Linked DNA regions of Homo sapiens: region 1 is linked to region 2. A link is a contact called in ENCODE Hi-C or POLR2A ChIA-PET data. All regions are on one chromosome and are shown on one strand. The core of a region is the stretch at or near the end of the contact, and the rest is flanking DNA. Distances in the headings are between cores, read along the strand shown. Region 1 has its middle 560 kb from the start of IGFBP3. Region 2 has its middle 450 kb from the start of IGFBP3.

Region 1 (4,710 bases), core at 1,480-3,979, 120 kb after region 2:
CAAACTTAAAACTGAGTTTTCCTATTTGCTGTACTAAAAAAAATTTCATTAAATTTCTGTACTAATTAGTGGTAACTTGTACAATTTGTGACTGCTTTTACATTTACAAAAATAACACCACATCTAGTATCTAGAGCTTTCCTCAGTGTATTTGAATTCTCCCGTTCATATGTGTTTAATTTGCATGTAACCTACCAGACACATAACTACTATCTATTAGGGATCAGTAAAGAAAGGAAAACGTTTCTTAAATATATTTGCATATAAGCCTTTGATGACAAGCAGATGACACCTGCAAAATCTGGAAGACAAATATGGAACAAAGTTATGAATCTAGGAGTTTCCCGAAGACACTAGCAAATTGCCTACCAAGATGTCAGCAGCAGGCAGTACTTAAGTCAAATTAACCTAGGCCACAATCTGTGCCAGGACCCTTCAGGCTCAAACTCTAATTTTCTCTGTGCGCTGAAGCAGATGTGCACCTCAGAGATGGACTCACTTCAACAAAGACCTCATAGAGCCTGGCGGGTTTTGACTACCACCTGCCGATAGCTCTCAAAGTTCAATAACTACTTTCCAACCCTCTTCAAATAACTAATCCTCCAGGGCTATTTGTGTGTGGTCAGTCTGCTTCAGAGTACCATGGGCTCCTTGGAATTGCTTTGTCCAAAGTAGAAGTCGTTCTTTCTCTCTCAACTCCTGTGTTCTCCTGCACACACAGTCTTCCTGGGAGAACACCATTTGCTCACTCCCTCACACCAGCTCCCTGGGGACTTGCCTGACTACTCCCTTTCTCTCTTACTAAGTTTGTCCATTATGCCTTCTAATAGTTCTCCAATATTCCATCTCATATTCATTCTTCTATGATTAACCTTGCTTAAACTGTTGTCATAATTTCTGTGACTACAACATAAATCTTCCAAATGGATCCTATCCTCCAAGTCTCTTTGCTCTATCCCTGAGTTGTCCAATACACTAGCCAATGGCCATATGTTGCTACTGAGCACTTGAAATGTGACTGGTGTAACCAGTTATCTGAAGTTTTAGTAGTATTTAATTGCATTAAATCAAGAAAATATAGATACTGAATTCAGTTGTTAGAAAACTTAAGAATCTCTGGTTGAGCATGGTGGCTCATGCCTGTAATCCCAGCAGTTTGGGAAGCCGAGGCAGTTGGATTGCTTGAGCTCAGGAGTTTGAGACCAGCCTGGGCAACATAGTGAAACCCTGTCTCAATCAAAAACACAGAAAATTACCTGGGCATGGTGGCATGTGCCTGTGGTCACAGCTACTCGGGAGGCTGAGGTGGAAGGATGACTTGAGCCCAGGAGGTGGCAGTTGCAGTGAGCCAAGATCACACTGCCTCACTCCAGCATGGGCAACAGAGCCAGACTCTATCTCAAAACAGAAAAACAAAAAAACAAAAGAGAGAGAAAAAAACCCTTTCAGAATCTCTGAAAAACTCCGGCATGTGAATGTACTCTTCAACTTTAAATTTAATGAAATCTAAACACAGATCGAGTAATTGTGATGAGTTTAGCATCTGTAAATAAAAATATGCTTTATGTGTAAAATACATGCAAGGTTTCAAACACCAAGTACAAGAAGAGTAAGTGTAAACTATCATTAATAAATTTGTGTACTGATGACATTTTAAATGACAAAAGTTTGAATGTATTGTGTTAAATAAATTACATTATCACATTTATTTCACTTGTTTCTTGTGGCTATTAAAGAATTTTAAAATTGCCTTTGTGGATCACACAATATTTCTATTGTTTGTTTCAACCAATCCATGTTCCACCTCTCAATCCATTGGCTGTCTCTCGATCCATATTCCACCTGCTACCAGCAAGTGAAGTGCTCTGCTGACTCTTCACTTCCTCCTTCCTGACATCTGCCTGTGGAATAGAGCCTAGTGTTCCCTGAAGCCTGACTTCTCTGCCCTGCCCTGGGCACTGCAGGTGGAAGTTTCCACATCACAACTCGAAGGCTACTAGTGGAAACACTTCCTCTCCCAACACCACCCCCCGCATGGGGCACTCTACTTAGAGGGTTGCTTTTCTGTCCCCTTCTCTGCCTCAAAGTCCTTTCCTATTACTCCTTTAAGGCAAAATAAAACAAAAACACAAAGCTGGCCAAACTGTATTTGTCATTTTAGAACCAGCTCAAGGGTGTCATTTTCTCCAAAGTGCAGTTGGTGCCACTACCTCCTCCTTGACAGGTAGATCATTGCCCTGGGCTGTGTCCCACTGGGTCGCTTTCCAAAGTAAGTCATAGTAACACCTGCATGCTATCTTTCTCCCCTACCAGGGAGCTCACTATCTCAGAAACCCAGGAAGCTCCTTTCTAAGGAAATACTTGGATGAATAAATGAACTCAACAGCAATGCCAGTGTTACTAATTCACAAAGATAAACAAAAATCCTCCTGCAGGTTGGAATGCACAGTGGTTTGACCAGGCATTTTTTTCCCATATTTGGAAAACTGGCAAAAGCAAGGCTTTATGAGATACAGGATCAGAAAAAAATGAGAGCAGGTAATCTAAAAAGCGTGGTCAGGGCAGTACAGCTGTGGTTTTTGCAAAGTAGCAATTGCTGTCCATGGGTCAATTGTCTTATCTGCCTCTGCCACAACTACTGTCTTTTCTCTGTGTTCATGGCAATTCCCTGACTCTTTGGCCAATGCATTATCTTTAAAGATATTTAAACATATACAATCCAGCCTTGTTAGCCTGAGGTCCATTCTGCCTTTTCTGAGTAGTTTTTTATCAACCTACCACCTGAGTCACTAACCACTTACTATAAATTTACATCAATCACATTTCCTCCATTCCTGAGTTTATGTGGCCACGTGATAAACAGGCTCATACATTGGTGTGTCTCATCGCAATTTTTAATGTTTAAAAAAAGGGTGTAAATGCTTAAAATCATATTTTCTAAATAAGTGAAACAAATGTTAAGCTTTTAAAAAATTTCGATTTCTTACTTACAAAATTTATTTGTTCTTAATTGCTGAGAGTTTGAAATCTGTGCCTGTCTGAATCTTTCATTCACATGGACATAGACATTATCATCCAACATGAAGTGACAAGGCATTTGACAGAGTGAACATGGAGGAAGGCCACTCTTATCAGTGTGAAAGATAGTTGCATCCTATGAGGATAGAAGACACAGAAGATAAAATCTGAAATACAATAAATATGCACTTGTTTATATTTTTCTCTTCTATAATTACCATAGTGACCTCTTACCTGATAAAAATGTCAACAGAGATGGTAGAAGATGGGTCTCAGCTGTGCTCTCAACAGATTCAACATGCAGAAAACTAGTTTTCAGGGTCACAAAAGTTTAACTCATTTAATGAGCTTATTCTTACATGCCATTATTGAATTAAAAGCATGATTTAGTACTGCAGGGTGGAAAAAAGCAAACTGCATTGCTTTGACAGATAAATTCCTCTCTAGCTTCTTTTAGCAATTCCTAGCATTTGGAATCGCTTCCTATTTAATATTTTTTGTTGTCCTTTTTCATTTTTATTCTCAGTAGTCATTCTAAATGTCTTTTTAAACTCATAATGATTTAAACTCCTAGGAGGCTGTGTGAACTTTGACAAATGACTCAACCTTCCTGGATGTCAATTAAACACTACATATTTGCTGGGCTTTAACAATCTAAATAAGATTTTATTCTTCCTTTACAGATACCTTGACATCTCTTATTCTTCCACGTCTTCATAAATTGTATGTCTAACTTTCTCTGTTGGGATGTTTGCACCAATAACACAACAGTGGTTCTCTGACTTGAGTGTGCCTTAGAATGAGCTGGAAGTCTTGACACAACGCAGGCTGCTGGGCCCAGTCCTGAGGTTCTGACTCACTAGGTCTCGGGTGGGGCCTGAAAACTCGTGTTACTCACCAGCACCCAGGAGCTGCTGATGCTGCTGATGTGGCTACCACAGTTTCAGAACCACTGCAATACAGACATCTTCTCAAGGGTGCAGAACACAGAGCTTAAAAGATGTTTGCATGCTTTACAAACATATTAAGATCCAAATGTCCATAAAGAAAGATGTTCATCTCCTTACCTTTTAACTGATGTCCAGATCACCTATTCAGGTTATCTTTGGACTCGGAGATGAGGTGATACATGTGGAGAATTTTCAAACAGTAAAAGCAAGTGATATGCATGGAAGGGAACATGACCATCAGTAGCCAGTCATGACTAATTCTGAAATTTAATCTTTCAAGGCTCCCTCATTCCTCCTTTTGTCTTTGACTCTGCTCTTCTTACCTGCCGGGTGTAAAGGCAAACAGCACCTCTTTGAGCTCAGATGTGTTCTTTACTGGCTGGGAGGCCATGGGCACCTTACCTCAGTTCTCCCAGTGGAAGAACTCCCATAGAGACACTAGATGGTTTGTGAGGGAACCCCAGCTTTGATTTCATGACTCCTGCATTTGTATTTTTAAGTATAAATTACTGTCAAGTAAACTCTTCTTCACACAGAATGTGAAATTCATCTATCCTTCTGCCCACTCATGCATTTATTTATGTATTAATTTAAGAAATATTGATTGATGGCCAGGTATGGTGGCTCACACCTGTAATCCCAGCACTTTGGGAGGCTGGGGCAGGTGGATCAGTTGAGGTCAGGAGTTCGAGACCATCCTGGAAAACATGGTGAAACTCCATCTCTAGTAAAATTACAAAAA
Region 2 (5,017 bases), core at 1,775-4,274:
AATTCAATTACATATCAGTATGTACTCATGAAAATGTATTTTATTCTTTGGATTATATTTCAATTCTATTTTTATTTACTATGTGGCTCAAATTGTTCCTGCGTTAGCCACTGGGAGCTCTTTCAGGTTGGCTCCTGTGTCCTTCCAGCATATTCCTGTTTTCCTTTTTTGTTTTTGAGCACTTCTTTAATTTCTGGTACCAGGAGACGCTTTGGGTTCATCTTATATTTCTTCTACCTGAGTGCTGCAATCACTACTTTTTAAAGGAGTCCTGGTTTCTTTTATTAGAGAGTGGTATTTAGAAATCAAGATCTGGGTGCTAGGTGTGCTCATTCTTATCAGGCCATTGTTGCTTCATGGTCCTCTTTATGGACAGAGCTAGGAAATATGTATATGTGTACTAAACCATGCATACTCATATCTGTTTTTCTACCGTATCTATATAACTGTATTTTTACTGGTATTTTTACTGAAAGTCCACGAGTTCATAATTGCATCTCTGACTCCAGTGCAACACCACAAGCTTCATTCCAGCCTCCTCTTTCCTGATTTGTCACTTCTCCTCTTACAATGAGAATCCTGTCTCTCATTATCTATGATATGTATACTTATTTATTCAACTCTTGTATACATGGAAAGTGGTTTCAGACTTGCTAATGCATTGCCACATGAGAAAAAATTATACTAACTGGAGTACAATGTTTGCCTACAGTTAATTTTTGCCCCTTTATCTTAGAATATCTACTCAAAATACTTTTTTTCCACAGTTACTTAGGTCAGTTCTTTCCCCCGACCCCTTACCTCTTTCAATGTGATTTTGCTATTTACTTGTAATCTAGTTTGGTTCATTTATTAGTGTTTATATTTCAGTTGGGGTTCACCCCACATCCTTGTTAATTTTAATTGTTTTGTGGGAGTATGTGAAACATTACTATGATTTTAAAAGTCAATGTTACAAAAAAGTGGTATATGCAGAGAGGTGCCACTCCCTCCTCCTCTTCCCTCCTACTCTATTTCAGTCTGTGTTTCTTTCACCTCTTCTTTACCGTCTCACCCATAGATCTTTTTCTTTGGTTTCTTGCATGAATTCCATGAATTCGTTTGCACACATAAGCACTTGCATGTTTATTATTATATCCCTTTCCTTTATATAGGAAAGGAATTTTGAATAATATATGAAATAAAGATGAGGAAACTATTCTTTATTTGGCTATCTACACACCATATATAAATTTAAAAGAAAAGATTTTTGTGATCTTTATAATAAAATACATTTGAATCATAGTGGATTGGTGTCTACAAACTACATGTTTGTTTTTATATTCATATTTACATTTCAAACTCAAAGAAGACAAGCATATTAATAGAAAGAAAAAATGGCAAAAACTGCAGACTTCAGTTATCAGGATTCAGTGACAGCTGGCTGCACTACAGCCTGGTTAATGGACATGTAAGACTTCTCCTCCCTGAAAGCCATAATAAAGACACTGTTATTTTAAGGAAAGTAATATGACATCATATTGCTGGAAAATAAGAAGACAATCAGCTGTAATCCAAGGAATACCTTTTGGGTATGAGCATGTGGAGATATGAGGGAAGCATATTTCAGTCTGAAGAAACAGCATGAGCTCAGGAAAGCAGGTGGAACGAGGTTTTGAGAAACAGCAAACTGCCTAGTGTGGTAGTGAAGGGATGCCCTACAGCCACGTTTCTACCAGGCAAATGTATCCCATCATGCAGCTGCTTAACTATCTTAAAAGTCTCCCCGTTAAGCTTAAATGTCCAACAATGTGTGAGAGAGCCCAAACCCTTGGCCCCTTTGTGCCTGTTCCTATCTCTTATCTCTGCTCTGCTCCAATTATTTCTATACCACAGTGATTTTCTTCCAGATCTTCTGATTTAGCACTATCTCTGTGGAGTTCCATGCACACTTCTTCCAATACCAAAAATATTGCCAAGTCATTCTTGGCAATTCCTGTCCCTCCTTTATAATTGTGGTTCTCCTAATGTGGCTTTCCAACCAGCCACATGTGCATCTGGGAATTGTTAGAAGCACAATTCTCCTACCTCAACCCAGACCTCCTGAATCAGAAACAAACTGTGTCAAGACATTCTGCAGGTGATTCTCACGCACACTAATGTTTCAGAACTACTGAAATGTGGTATTATATTTACCATTGAACTGTGAAGACTAATTTTTTTTCCTCGCTCTATCAGAAGGTTTGTATATTTGAAGCTGTTTGTCTTGTTACCCAAACCCATCTTAGAACTCTCAGCACAGTTCCTCATACTGTAAATGAATTTTGAATGAAAACTTGGGTCCATAAATGTTGGTTATAGCCAACTATTGAAGAACTAAAGGATAATAATAATAAATGATCACTTATTGAGCATTTACTATGCACCAGGCATAGTAAATACTATGATCACTTATTGAGCATTTACTATGCACCAGGCATAGTAAATACTAAAAACTTTATTGGTATAAAATTCATTTATTCCTCACTATAAAATGATAACACAATGAAGTAGTCAGGAATAGCTCATTTAGAAAATGAGCTAGGCTTACAGAGTTTACTTGGCTCAATTAAAATTATAGAGCTTCAGAACAGTAGAGACTACATTCAAACTAAATTCTGCCTGATGCTAATGGATTTGCCATTTCTCTAAACCCGCTTGTAATTCATGATTAATTTTAGAGTACTAAAATTTGAAAAGCTGCACATGGTTTGGCACATCAAATTTCTCCTAGTGAAGATAACTCTGTGGAATAAAATCCGTAGTGGAGTGTTGCTCTAAAACTTACTTTAATCATGTTGTATTCACTAGTGGCCTTCTCTTAAGTAATTCTGTTGATTTTAAGCACTTCCTCCAGAAAGAGCTTTTTGCCTGGGGAATAAAGTGCCTTAGTCTGGTAAACTTACCTAAAGAAATATCCAGCAAGCAAAATGAATTGACGGTTAAGGCTCACTATTAAAACTGAAATATCATACTCATGAGTCAGACTTTTCAGAGCATCAATCCTTTGAAGACTGGGAAGCAGACCAAAAACGGCCTCACCTGTCTGTGGACCTGGATCCCCTAAATAGAGAGCCCTCTTGAGGTGTTTTATTCTGCAGATCTCTAGACAAAGCCTGAGCCTGTGAATCAAAAGGCAGTGTATGCACTTTTGTGGAAATGTAGCATGCATCAGCACTTTATTTCTTTTGATGGTTTAATAATATTCTATTGTATGAATACAGTATACTTTGTTTATCCATTTATCAGTTAATGGACATTTGGGTTGTTTTCACTTTTTGAGGATTATGAATAATGCTGTTATAAGTATTCATGTCCAAGTTATTTTGTGAACATATGTTTTTAATTCTCTTGAGTGGAATTCTAGGAGTGGAATTGCTGAGTCATACGGAAACTCGATGTTTAACTTTTTGAGAAACTGCCAAATTGTTTTCCAAATTGGCTGCATTGTATTACATTCCCACTAGCACTATATGAGTGTTCCAATTTCTCTCCATCCTCGCCAACACTCATATTTGTCTTTTTGATTATAGCTATCCTAGTGGGTGTAAAGTGATATCTCATTATGTTTTGATTTGCATTTCCCTAATGACTATGATATTGAGTATCTTTTCATATGCTTATTGGCCATTTGTTTATTTTGTTTGGATAAATAAAATAAATGTCTATTTAAATCCTCTGTCCGTTTTTTCAGTTGGGCTGTTTATCTTCTTGTTGAGTTGTAAGAATTCTTTATTTATTCTGGATACAGGCTCATTATCACATACGTGAATTGCAAATATTCTTTCTTAGCCTATAGATTATTTTCATTTTCTTGATAATGTCCTTTTGTGTGTGTGTGAAGAGGGGAATTACATTTCTGATCTTCTGGGACTCTTTCAGTTTTATTTTATTCATTTATTTATTTATATATTTTTAAATTTATCTTTTATGGGTACATGGTAGGTGTATATATTTATGGGGTACATGAGATATTTGATACAAGCATACAATCAGTAATAATTACATCAGGTTTAATGGGGTAGACATCACCTCAAGGATTTATCCCTTCTTCATGTTACAAACAATCCACTTATACTCTGTTAGTTTTTTAAAATGTACAATAAATTGTTGTTAACTGTAGTTACCCTGTTGTGCTATCAAATACTAGATCTTATTCATTCTATATAACTATATTTTTGTACCCATTAACAATCTCTGCTTTCCCCCTACCCACCCACTATCTTTCCCAGCCTCTGGTAACCATTCTTCTACTCTCCTTCTCCATGAGTTCAATTGTTTTAATTTATTTGGCTCCTAGAAATAAGTAAGTGCAAGCTAAGTTTGTATTCCTGTGACTGGCTTATTTCACGTAACATAATGACCTCCAGTTCCATCCATGTCGTTGCAAATGATAGGGTCTCATTCTTTTTTTATGTCTGAATAGTACTCCATTGTGTATATGTACCACGTTTTCCTTATCCATTCACCTGTTGATGGACACTTGGTTGCTTCCAAATTTTGGCTAAATAGTGCTGCAATAAACATGGGAGTGCAAATATCTCTTCAATAATACTGATTTCTTTTCTTTTGAGTATATACCCAGCAGTGAGATTGCTGGATTATATGGTAGCTCTATTTTTAATGTTTTGAGGAACCCCTAAATTGTTCTCCATAGTGGTTGTACTAATTTACACTCCCGCTAACAGTATACGAGTGTTCTCTTTTCTTCACATCCTTGCCAGCATTTGTTACTGCCTGCATTTTGGGTAAAGGCCATTTTAACTGGGGTGAGATGAGACCTCATTGTAGCTTTGATTTGCATTTATCTGATAATCAATGATGCTGAACACTTTTTCATATGCCTGTTTGCTATTTGTTTGTCTTCTTTTGAGACATGTCTATTCAGAGCTTTTGCTTATTTTAAAATCAAATTATTAGATTTTTTCTTATTGAGTTGTTTGTGCTCCTTATTTATTCTGGTTATTAATCCCTTGTCAGGTGGATAGTTTGCAAATAT

The links. A loop is a pair of places that touch in the nucleus more often than their neighbours do. ChIA-PET counts read pairs that join two places held with the same protein, here RNA polymerase II (POLR2A). Pooled maps may share reads with other maps.
Region 1: a loop to region 2 is called in a pooled map, with 2.3 times the contacts of the local background. The contact joins two enhancer-like sites. A Hi-C loop is called at or near these places in 3 of 168 maps with a recorded cell type or tissue (Calu3, PC-3 and astrocyte of the cerebellum) and 2 of 50 pooled maps. POLR2A ChIA-PET finds 5 or more read pairs at or near these places in 1 of 52 experiments (GM12878).

The regions. Positions count from the first base shown.
Region 1 is chr7:46,483,167-46,487,876 of GRCh38, forward strand. No RefSeq gene overlaps it. Among named protein-coding and RNA genes, the nearest start is that of IGFBP3, 560 kb to the left of the region's middle. Within about 2 kb of position 2,730, at least 3 of the 41 ENCODE cell types and tissues checked have a DNase peak (open chromatin) inside an H3K27ac peak, as active enhancers do; they include PC-3, where a contact is called at or near this core.
Region 2 is chr7:46,367,072-46,372,088 of GRCh38, forward strand. No RefSeq gene overlaps it. Among named protein-coding and RNA genes, the nearest start is that of IGFBP3, 450 kb to the left of the region's middle. Within about 2 kb of position 3,025, at least 2 of the 41 ENCODE cell types and tissues checked have a DNase peak (open chromatin) inside an H3K27ac peak, as active enhancers do; they include PC-3, where a contact is called at or near this core.